Linked DNA regions of Homo sapiens: region 1 is linked to region 2. Evidence: read pairs that join two places in POLR2A ChIA-PET (ENCODE). Cell type or tissue: HepG2. All regions are shown on one strand. Each heading gives the region's core, and the rest is flanking DNA. Links, peaks and the distances in the headings are about the cores only. Region 1 overlaps AOX1 (aldehyde oxidase 1). Region 2 holds the start of AOX1 (aldehyde oxidase 1).

What was found. ChIA-PET counts read pairs that join two places held together with the same protein. Peaks named below come from ENCODE experiments on the same cell type or tissue, not always from the same donor. Only the 100,000 strongest peaks of a DNase experiment are listed, where the experiment ranks them.
Region 1: POLR2A ChIA-PET joins it to region 2 with 58 read pairs; 6 of 35 experiments call an interaction of 5 or more read pairs at or near these places.

The regions. Positions count from the first base shown.
Region 1 is chr2:200,647,107-200,652,485 of GRCh38, reverse strand. AOX1 (aldehyde oxidase 1) reads right to left here. Exons shown (of 35, transcript NM_001159.4): 26 at 1,285-1,512. Among named protein-coding and RNA genes, the nearest start is that of AOX1, 64 kb to the right of the region's middle. RefSeq lists an enhancer at 2,836-4,035. In HepG2, for the core only: no CTCF peak of the experiment used is centred there; DNase peaks (open chromatin) are centred at 3,355 and 3,685.
Region 2 is chr2:200,582,943-200,588,294 of GRCh38, reverse strand. SGO2 (shugoshin 2) reads right to left here. Exons shown (of 9, transcript NM_152524.6): 9 at 4,199-4,846. The coding sequence ends at 4,831. It overlaps AOX1 (aldehyde oxidase 1), which reads right to left and starts at 2,281. Exons shown (of 35, transcript NM_001159.4): 1 at 2,142-2,281. The coding sequence starts at 2,186. In HepG2, for the core only: CTCF peaks have their summits at 1,804 (motif pointing left), 2,139 and 2,422; a DNase peak (open chromatin) is centred at 2,334; H3K4me3 peaks cover 1,339 bases.

The DNA of each region.
Region 1 (5,379 bases), core at 281-5,280, 64 kb before region 2:
TTTTCCCAGTGGTAGTTTCTTTCTCTCTTCTTTTGTAATAACCTCGTTTTTGCTTTTATTTCTCAACCACAGTATCTTGACTGTCTCCCACATTTGAGTAAACTGCATGCAGATGACTACATGGCTCTGTGTTATTTTTTGCCATCACAAACAGGCAAGGAATGAGAAGACTGCAATAAGATCATCATTTGTTATAACACTTCTCTGACCTACCACCTGCCTACAATCAAAGCTGCATGCAAATGTTCTCAGGATGGCACCAAAGCTCAACTAGGACAGTTAGGTGAATGGATGGATATGGGATGGAGGAAAGGACCTTCCTACCCACTTTTCCTGGCCTCTTCTGATCCCTTAACACACAACATCCACACTAACGCCCCTCTCGAAGCTCCCCTACCCTGCCATTTGTTCCTATTTTGTGATCGCTCAGCACAGCTGCCATGCCTTCTTCATGACTCCAACCAAGGAGTGAATTCTGCAAAGAGGAGTGACAATTGTGAGGGTCCTCCCAGCTTATCTGTATGTACATGGATGTGTGTATGTAATAAAATAGATAATAGGGGTTCCCGGCTGCCATACAATGAGCTAGAATGTTGCAGTCCTTCACCAGCCGTTAGGGGTAAGTTTTATTCATTCTTAAGAATGAATGAAGTCAAGAATGAAGAGGTGGAAACTGCAACCAAGCAAGGGGATTTCTTTAATCAATGAAAGAAATTAAACTGCAAGAGCAGATTCCCAGTCCCCCCTTTCACAGTTTTAAAAGGTACAAGGTGAATAAACTTCAAAAATTCTATTTAAAAAGTGATTTATTTTTCTGAATTTAATTTATTCCAACCCACCCAGAAGGAGTGGAGCACCCAAAACCTTGCAGCTCCTCATTTCTATTTCATGGTCCAGCGACACCGAATTGCGGACACTGGAAGAGGAGTCTTGGAGGTCATCAGTCCCACCCTCCTGCTTTCCACATGAGCAGTCTGAGCCCAGAGCAAATGGACTCAGCTGCCATTTGCCAACTCCTGTTGCCAGGGCCAGGAGTAAACCTCAGTCTCCCAATTTCCAGCAAGAATGTTTTTGACCAACCATGGGCATGTGAGCAGAGGAGCTCTGGTCTCCTCTGGAGTAAAGCTAGCTTAATTACTTTGACTTTGGTGGCTTTTGTGAAATTTAACAATTGGGCATTGCAACCATATGGCTAATATGACTTAAGGAGAAGTTTCCTCAACACCTCTTGCTTTGTCAGGGCTGCTTCCAGGCAGCATCCTCATGTGCATTTGGAGAACTCACCTGACCAGCAGCACGTGAGCCAAGGCCAACAGGAAACTTCAGGGGGACCATGGCCAGTCCTTTCTTCTTCCAATAATTCTCTGCATTGAACTTTTCCACAGCAACTTTCCTCAAGGAGTAGGAAGACATGGCCATACATTCTCTCCAACACTGGATTAGGTTCTTGGCATTGATCTCTTGTTTGTAGGGTGTTTGATCAATTTCCTTGTACATGTTTATGATTCGCACCTATGAAAGAAAAGGAGATTAAAGCTGGGAGGGGAAACCCAGCAGACATAGGCTCATCCATTCACCATCCTCCTGGTCAAATTCTGCCCATCCTGTAAGGTCCAAGCCAAGTTCTACTGAGTCCTTGTGGAAGCCTTTCCTAATGCACAACATTGTCCTCTTCCTCTACTCAGAGCTTCTATCAAACGTGCTAGCAATTACTTATGTGCTTTCTATGCTACTCTTGTGCAACTTTAAAGGATGGAACCTTTACCTTATGTTCCAATATAACTCAACACAGTCCATGTACACTGTAGACTCTTAATTCTAGTTGCATTTGGGTATCTGCTGAAAGATCATCTAGGCCACATGATTTGGATTACTCCCATGCTATGTTGCAAGATAAGACTACTCACCTCCAAAACAGGCAAGCATGAAAGTTCGTTTAAATATAACCAATATCTAGGATGAAGAACAAATTAAAAGATTCTATCCCAGGATGTCTGAAGCACTGAGTAGAATTCTTCCTGTATTCCCAGAATTGGTGACTAAGACCCTAAGCTGAGAATAAAAGGTGCCAAGTATGTCACATTCTCAGCTGAGAAAACTCATAGCACTTGTGGCCAGCCCCCTCCCTAAGCTGACAGAGCCATCACAGACACACTCTCCCCACCCTCCGAAGCAAATTATCAGATCATTGTAAGAGAAACACTGGAAATTAGTAAGCCATCTCATTTGGGGGAAAGTGGTGTTTTTAAGAGGCTGTTCCCTGCTCTAACTTCCCTGGGAATGAAGGGAAGGATGTAATTCTCCTCCTTAGTGCTACCAAATGTGGCAGGACATCAGGAGAGAGTTTAGTGGGATGGCCAGGAAGGGAGGGGCAAGGCCTCCCACACGTTCAAGAGAAGCAAAGAAAGTGGCTACTGTTGGGTGAAAGCTGGTAGATGAATTGGGACCTGGGGCCTTCTAAAGACTGCTGGGGCATGAGCAGAGAGGTGTGGTCACCAGTGGAATGCTGTGCCAGCTGCCCGCTGAAGGTCCAAGGACTGCCAATTTCTGGAAGAGCTGGCAGAAATGGAGCCATAGACAATGTACTTGAAAAGTGACATCTGTCCAAAGAGAGGACTGTGAGCTTGCCGGGAGAAGTCACACAGGGAGAAACTGACTGTTTTCCTGGTCCTTCTTCTCTTCCTCCTTGCACCAGCATCACAGCAGAAGGCACAGGGGAGGAGAAGGGGCTGAGAGAGAGCTCACCCCATCTCCCCACACTAATTCCATTCCAGGATCTGGGAGGAGGAGCCAGGAAGGGGAAGGTCGTTGTCAATAAACAAAGTTGGGGCTGAGACTGAAAGAACCAAAAGGAGAAATTGGATCATCATGGCGGACGGGAGGCAGGACTAGATTGCAGCTCTGGACAGAGCAGCTTGTGGAAGTTCGCCGAATTTTAGCTCTAGATCGACTGCAAGAACAAAGCAATAATCCTGAGAGGACCCACAAACCCTCTGAAGGAAGTGGACTACTCCTGCAGGACCCAGGAGATACCCCAAATACCGTGAGTGCCCCAGCTGTGAGGGGGAAGGGAGATCCTCCTCTCCCAGACACACACCCCCACGGGAGAAGCTGAAATTCTGTTTGCAGGAGAAGATTCCGACTTTACCTGAAGCTGAGACAATTTAGAGAGCCAAGCAAAATGCAGGGGTAGAGGAAGCAGCAGAAAGGCCCTAGGAGCTTGCTGTGTCCCCTAGCAGGCCAGGCCATTCCTGCCTAACAACACAGGGATCCATGGTGGGGGCGGAGGGGGCGGGGGACCAGAGAAGTAGGGGGTGAAACTCCACAGGGAGAAAGAAATCTCTAGCTGAACTTTGTAACAATTTGAATGGGGCAAGAAGCCTCCTGGTCAGAGCTCAGTGGGAGGGCACAAATCTGGTGTGCAGACTCCACAGGCAGGGGGAGAAACCAAGCCCTTTTCTCTCTCAGCTAGGGGTGCAGCACAGGGCAAGTTTTCAAGCCCATCACACTGTCTGCCTGCAAACAAACTCAGGGCTGTTGGGGGGTACACATTGGGAGTGAGACCAACCCTTCTGCTTGTATGGGAGCTGGGTGAGGCCTGTGACTGCTGGCTTTCCCCTACTTCCCTAACAACCTGCATGACTCAGCAGAGGCAGCCATAATCCTCCTAGGTACACAACTCCAGTGACCTGGGAATCTCACACCCATCCCCCACAGCAGCCACAGCAAGACCCACCCAAGGACAGTCTGAGCTCAGACATGCCTAGCCCTGCCCCCACCTGATGGTCCTTCCCTATTCACTCTGGTAGTGGAAGACAAAGGACATTTAATCTTGGGAGTTCTAGGGCCCTGCCCACCGCCAATCCCTCTCCACATTACTACAGCTGATGCTTTCTGGAAAGTGCCACCTCCTGGTAGGAGGCCAACCAGCACAAAAATAGAGCATAAACCACCAAAGCTAAGGACCCTCATGGAGTCCACTGCACCCTCCATCACCTCCACCGGAACAGGCACTGGTATCCATAGCTGAGAGACCCATAGACGGTTCACATCACAGGACTCTGTGCAGACAACCCTCAGTACCAGCCGGGAGCTGGGTAGACTTGCTGGGTGGCTAGACCCAGAAGAAAGACAACAATCACTGCAGTTCAGCTCACAGGAAGCCACATCCATAGGGAAAGGGGGAGAGTACTACATCAAGGGAACATTCCATGGGACAAAAGAAACTGAACAACAGCCTTCAGCCCCAAACTTTCCTTCTGACAGAGCCTACCCAAATGAGACGGAACCAGAAAAGCAACCCTGGTAACATGACAAAACAAGGCTCTTCAACACCCCCAAAAAATCACACTAGTTCACCAGCAATGGATCCAAACCAAGAAGAAATCTCTGATTTACCTGAAAAAGAATTCAGGAGGTTAGTTATTAAACTAATCAGGGAGGAACAAGAGAAAGGCAAAGCCCAATTCAAAGAAATTTTAAAAAAGTTACAAGAAGTTAGGGAGAAATATTCAAGGAAATGGATAGCTTAAAGAAAAAAACAATAAAAAAATTCAGGAAACTTTGGATACACTTTTAGAAATGCAAAATGCTCTGGAAAGTCTCAGTAGTAGAATTAAACAAGTAGAAGAAAGAAATTCAGAGCTCGAAGACAAGGTCTTTGAATTAACCCAATCCAACAAAGACAAGGAGAAAAGAATAGAAAATAGGAACAAAATCTCCAAGAAGTCTGGGATTATGTTAAACAACCAAACTTAAGAATAATCAGTGTTGCTGAGGAAGAAGATAATTCTAAAAGCTTGGAAAACATATTCAGGGGGATAATCAAGGAAAACTTCCCCAGCCTTGCTAGAGACCTAGACATCAAATACAAGAAGCACAAAGAACACCTGGAAAATTCATTGCAAAAAGATCTTCACGTAGGCACATTGTCATCAGGTTATCCAAAGTTAAGATGAAGGAAAGAATCTTAAGAGCTGTGAGACAGAAGCACCAGGTAACTTATAAAGGAAAACTTACATGATTAACAGCAGATTTCTCAGCAGAAACCCTACAAGCTAGAAAGGATTGTTCCCTATCTTCAGGCTCCTCAAACAAAACAATTATCAGCCAAGAATTTTGTATCCAGTGAAACTAAGCATCACATATGAAGGAAAGATACAGTTGCTTTCAGATAAACAAATGCTGAGAGAATTCACCATTACCAAGCCACCACTACAAGAACTGCTAAAAGCAGCTCTAAATCTTGAAACAAATCCTGGAAACACATCAAAACAGAACTTCTTTAAAGCATAAGTCACATAGGACCTATAAAACATAAATACATGTTAAAAAGCAAAAACAAAAAAATAAAAAACAAAGTACACAGGCAACAAAAAG
Region 2 (5,352 bases), core at 1-5,000:
TTAAGCACACAGAAATCCTCCTACCTCAGGACCTTTGCACCTGCCATTCCCACTGCCTGGATGCTGTCTCCCCAGATGTTTGCATGGCTTGCTCCTCACTGCATCCCAGTCACTGCTCAAATGCCACCCTTTCAGACAGGCCAAAACATCCATCCCCTCTAAGTATCCTGCATACTCTCTGTCCCCACGCTGTGCTTTATTTTTTATATTAGCACTTCTCACTTCCTGACATTACACATTTCCACGTATTTATATGCTTGCTATCTCCCCAGCACAATGTAAGCTCCATGCACGCAAGGACTTGTTATTTCTGTGCTCTGCTGTATCTCATAAGCCTGGAACACTGACTGGCATACGGTAGGCCCTTAACAAATAAGTGGATTGAATGCTCATGATCACTCTTTATGAAGTAAGTGGTATGATCCCCTTTTAACAGAGAAACTGGGCCTCTGAGAGGTTAGGTTTTCTCAATCAGAATTAGAATTGGAATTGAAGACTTGTTTGTCTAAACAACAAAGCCAGTGTTGTGTTTACTATACCATTCTATTATGCAAAAGAAGAAAAAAATGACATAATGTCAATCATCTCACCCCATTGTCATATTTCACCCTCACAGCAGTCCTGTGAAGGGGTCCTAATGACCCTTACAGATCAGGAAAAACTAGCTCATCTTATCCAATGTAGAACCCAGGCAGCAGGGGCAGACAAAGTTTTTGAGGGGCCTAATGTACAATTTGGGGGATCCTCTTTAAGAAACATAATACAAAACCACAAATGAAATTAGGCTCAGGGTCTTAGAACAGGCCTCACAACTAGGGCCTGGTGCTTCACACTGGTTAGCTTCCAGGGGAGGCAGCTGGTGCCCGTCGGGAAAAGTGTTGTGGCTGCCCTTAGCCAGAAGCAGTGGTCACAGGTGGCTCTGAATGAACCGGCACCAACACGAGCACCAGGGAAATCAGGTGCCACTGCTCTTGCTTGGTTGTTAGCTCTGTTTTTGTTGTTTTTAAGAAATAGGATCTCACTCTTTTGTCCAAGCTGGAGTGCAGTGGTGTGATCACAGCTCACTGTAACCTTGAACTCCTAGACTCAAGCAATCCTCCTTCACCCTCCCCAGTAGCTGGGCTGCAGGCACGCACCACCACACCGGTTTTTTTTTGTTGTTGTTGTTTTGTTTTGTTTGGTTTTTTTTTTGTAGAGACAAGGTTTCGCCATGTTGCCCAGGCTAAACTCGAACTCCTGGGCTCAAGCAATCCTCCTGCCTCGGTCTCCCAAAGTGCAGATTACAGGCGTGAGCCACAGCTCTCAAGGGAGCTCCTTAACCTTCCTGCCTCAGTTTCCTCCTTCAGAGTAATGTCAATGAAACTGGAACATTAAGAGTGAGCAGAGTTGATGCTCACATTAAGGGGGGTGTTTTAAAGGATGCCCAGGGGGCTTTGCTTCTCCCAAACATCGGACACTGCCTGGAACTGTCCCTCGGGTTGCGCAGAGCGAGCCCAGCTTCTGAGGCGACAGAGCCCGCACCCAGCAGTGGAACCCGTGAGGACCTTGGAGCCCCCAGAGCCTGACTTGGGTTCAGCTCTGCCAGGAACTAGCTGTGACTTTGGAAAGTAACGATTTCTTCATCTGAGAAACGATGGGGGTGGTTTGAATGTGTTCGTCTCTACGGTCTTGTCCCGAATCTAAGTTGCTCTCTGCGCTTCCAAACGCACCCCGCGAGCTGAGGCTCAGCCATTTCTGTAGGCTGCTCTCAGTGTACTGGGGACGTTCCCGTTATCGGCTGGGATTGAGGGAACGAAGATCTGGGAGTGCTGACCCCTGATGGGCAAGAATACTTTTTATCTTACTGTTTAGGGAGGGCGTGTGGTTGGAAATCAGCTTGTGAGCCTTGGAAGGAGAGGAAAGGGGAACATAAGGAAGGTGGGGGCCCAAAGATCCAGGACAGTCCCTGAAAACGCAGCCTTTAGCTGCCCCGGAGGCAGGGGTGGGAATGCGAAGGCAAAGCCGCTGTTACGGGAGAAAGCCAGTCCGTGCCTGAGTGCCTTAAACGGCGGGCACGAAAGGATGGGACGAACGGCAGGGGCTCCTCTCTGCCCCGGCCCTGGCCGCAGGTCTGGGGGCAGAGGAAGCCCGCGGGCGCTCACCTTGCGGCCGTTCACGTAGAAGAGCAGCTCGGACGCCCGGTCCATTGTGGTGTCCGCGCTGGTTCGAGGGCCCGGAGCGGGAGGCGGAGGTTCTGGGAAGTAGCGGGCACCTGGGACCCGGCGGCACCGACCCGCCGAGTGGGGCGGGGCTTGCTGGAGCCTAAAGTCCAACCCATCCACCCCGACGGAGAAAGCCTTGATTAAGATCCAACGTTCCTGAGCTCTTTGCCAGGAACTCTTCCCGGGACACCAGCACGTGTGTGGGCGTCACTGGCGCCCTCTATGTGGGCGGAAATCATCCGGCGAAGATGAAGACGACCCCTTCATCTCCTCGCCAGTGGCGCTTAGCGTCTGTGTCACACCCTCTTGCGTCTTAGCAAACATTGTAAGTCCTGGGACATTGCTTTTGATGGTCTTATGTTACTGCATATTTTAGGTGGTGTTCCAGCTGGATTTAAGTCTGGGAACATTAGTAACTCCCCTCCAACCAGGCCTGCTGTAGTCCTGGACTCTTAAGTGTAAACAATCATATTTATTCCAACTCTGCAAGAGCGGATCTTAGGGAAAACAAATAGGTTTACAACTTGATCTTTTAGAAATATAAGGTTGGTGCAAAAGTAATTGCGGTTTTTACCATCACTTCCAATGGCAACAACTGCAATTAATTTTGCACCAACCTAATAATTACTGGTTTTAAAATGAAGTGCTATCTTGATATAAACTTAAAAATTTTATCACTATTTACAGTTTATCCAGTAACTAACCACAAAGTTTATCTGGTAAATAAGAACAGAGATGTAAAACATCTTGGAAAACTTAAAAAAAAAAACTTGGAAAATACAGCAAAGCATAAAAATAAAGAACACCTGTAAGCCCACAACTTAGAACTTACCACCGTTCACTTTTTTAGTCTATCCTTACTTTTTGAAACATGTACTTTTAACACCTTTAAAAACTTAAGTGGGACAAACTAGTTATTTTCCAGGCTTTTTTCACTTGCCATACCTTAGAACATTTTCCCATGTTATTTCATTTATGTAAACACAAAAATTTTATTGTGAAATTTTCCAAACTTTGCACATAAAAGTGAAGAGTGCAATTGGCATCTACCTGCCCTTCACTGAGCTTTAACAATGGTCAACGTTTTGGCATACTCCATTTTTTGTAGTATTTAAAAGCCAATCCTGGACATATTTTAGCCCTAAATACTTCAAAAACACACATACACATCCTTTTAGTCAGCCGCAACACCATTTCACGTGTCTAAAAAATGTCTTTTACACTTGACTTCTTTGAATCAAACAAGAGCTGTGCAATGTATTTGCATGTGGTCTCATCAGTCTCTTTTGATCTAAAACAGACTTTTTAACACTATTAACACATTGAAAAAGAAACCAGGTCAGTTGTTCTATTGAAATGAACCATTTTTTGAATGTGGCTAATTGCTTCTCCCTGGTATTGTTTTTCTACTCTACTTATTTCCTATGCACTAAATATTAGATCTAAAGCTTTGATTAAATTCAGGTTCAATTTTTTGGGGGGGAGAGGGCAAGAACACTTCATAGGTGGTACCATATAATTAATATTGCAGCACAGCAGGAAGCATATGGTGTCTGGTTGTTTCATTCGTAATGATGCTAACATTGATCAGTGGGTTCAGAGGGCTATTCCTTTGTAATGAATTTCTCCATCAACATTTCACCTAATTGTTTTACATCCATTGTTGAGCATTGCCTGAGCGGTAGTTTTAATAGGGGTTTGCAATTTTTCTAATTCTAGCATTTCTTCTTCATTCATCAACTGGGATTCTTTGAATAAAACTATCCATCCTTCACTAGAGCTATTGACTAAACCCCTCCAGCACTCTGTACCCCCACTGCAGTCTCTCAAAGTGTGGTACTAGGACAATCCTCGGACGGACTCACCTGAAGCATCTGATTAAGATGCAGATTTCTGGGCCCACCGCGTTAGTGGTCAGATATTGTCTAAAAAAGTTTTCCATCTAGGTGGAATAGAGTTTGAGTAGTCATTTGAATTCAATAAACTGTGTATTGATCTCAGATATGAACAGGATTTATTACTACTTATTACTGGAAGAGTAAGTGATCTTTAAAACCAAATTATAAAAACCAAATTCAAAAGAGCCTGAAAGGTTAATCTCCTCCTCTAAGTCATCAGATTACATATAATAGAAATAATACAGAAGCTGACATTCAACATGTATTTCTGAAAACAGAAGAATGAAGGGAGAGAAAACGGGCCAGGGCAGGAGGTGGCTTTTAAACCCTTTTGGATGTCCACATATATTGAATGGGTTAAAAACAGACAGCAAAACAAGACAGCCTAGTATACAAGATAACCAATGCAAAGGTATTTATTAACACATTTTATTTGGTTAAAAGGTTATTGTTTGGTTAAAGGCTACTAGGTAAAAAGAAGCTTAAATAAACAGGAAGGTAAGTTATATGATGACCAAAATGACTCAAAAAGTTTAATGTTACAAAATAGCTATTTTATGCACATATACCTATTAATAAACATTAAGAATGGACAAATCAACACTCCATGAAAGGCCAAAGAAACAAAAAAAAAACCTTTTCATTAAGCATTTCATCTTCTTGATACTATATTTCTGTTTTGATTCCTTATGCTTTGAAAATTCAGAAAAACCAGAATCCATAAATTCACTTCATCTTCTCATCTTGCTGCAAAGTAGAAAAAAAGGAAGATTAATAACAACCCAAAATTAATGCTTTTGCTGTGAAGCATGGAGAAGAAAATTGTTTCATCATATCAGTAGAAAAGAAGTTTCCTTAAACCATAAGCTTTGTTAAATACTTGAAATACTCTAATTTTTCTTAAATCTTATAGTTCTCACTATCAGAGTACTTCAAATAATTCATTTCAAATATTTAAGAAAAATTAATCAACATAGATTTTATATATTACATGTTTATTACATAGTTCCTTTTTGTTAGAAATTTAGCATATGTTCAAGAACATGTGAAAATATACCATTTAAAAACAAAGTAAATGCTCATGTTCCTACACCCAGGTTAAGAAACAAAATATTACCACACCTCCAATATGCCCCTTTCTGATCACAACCCTCTCCTCCCCCAAAAAGGGACCACTATCCTGAATTCTATTATCACTCCTTTCTTTACAGTTTTGTTTTAAGCGTTTGTGTATTGCTCTCCCACAAAGTATA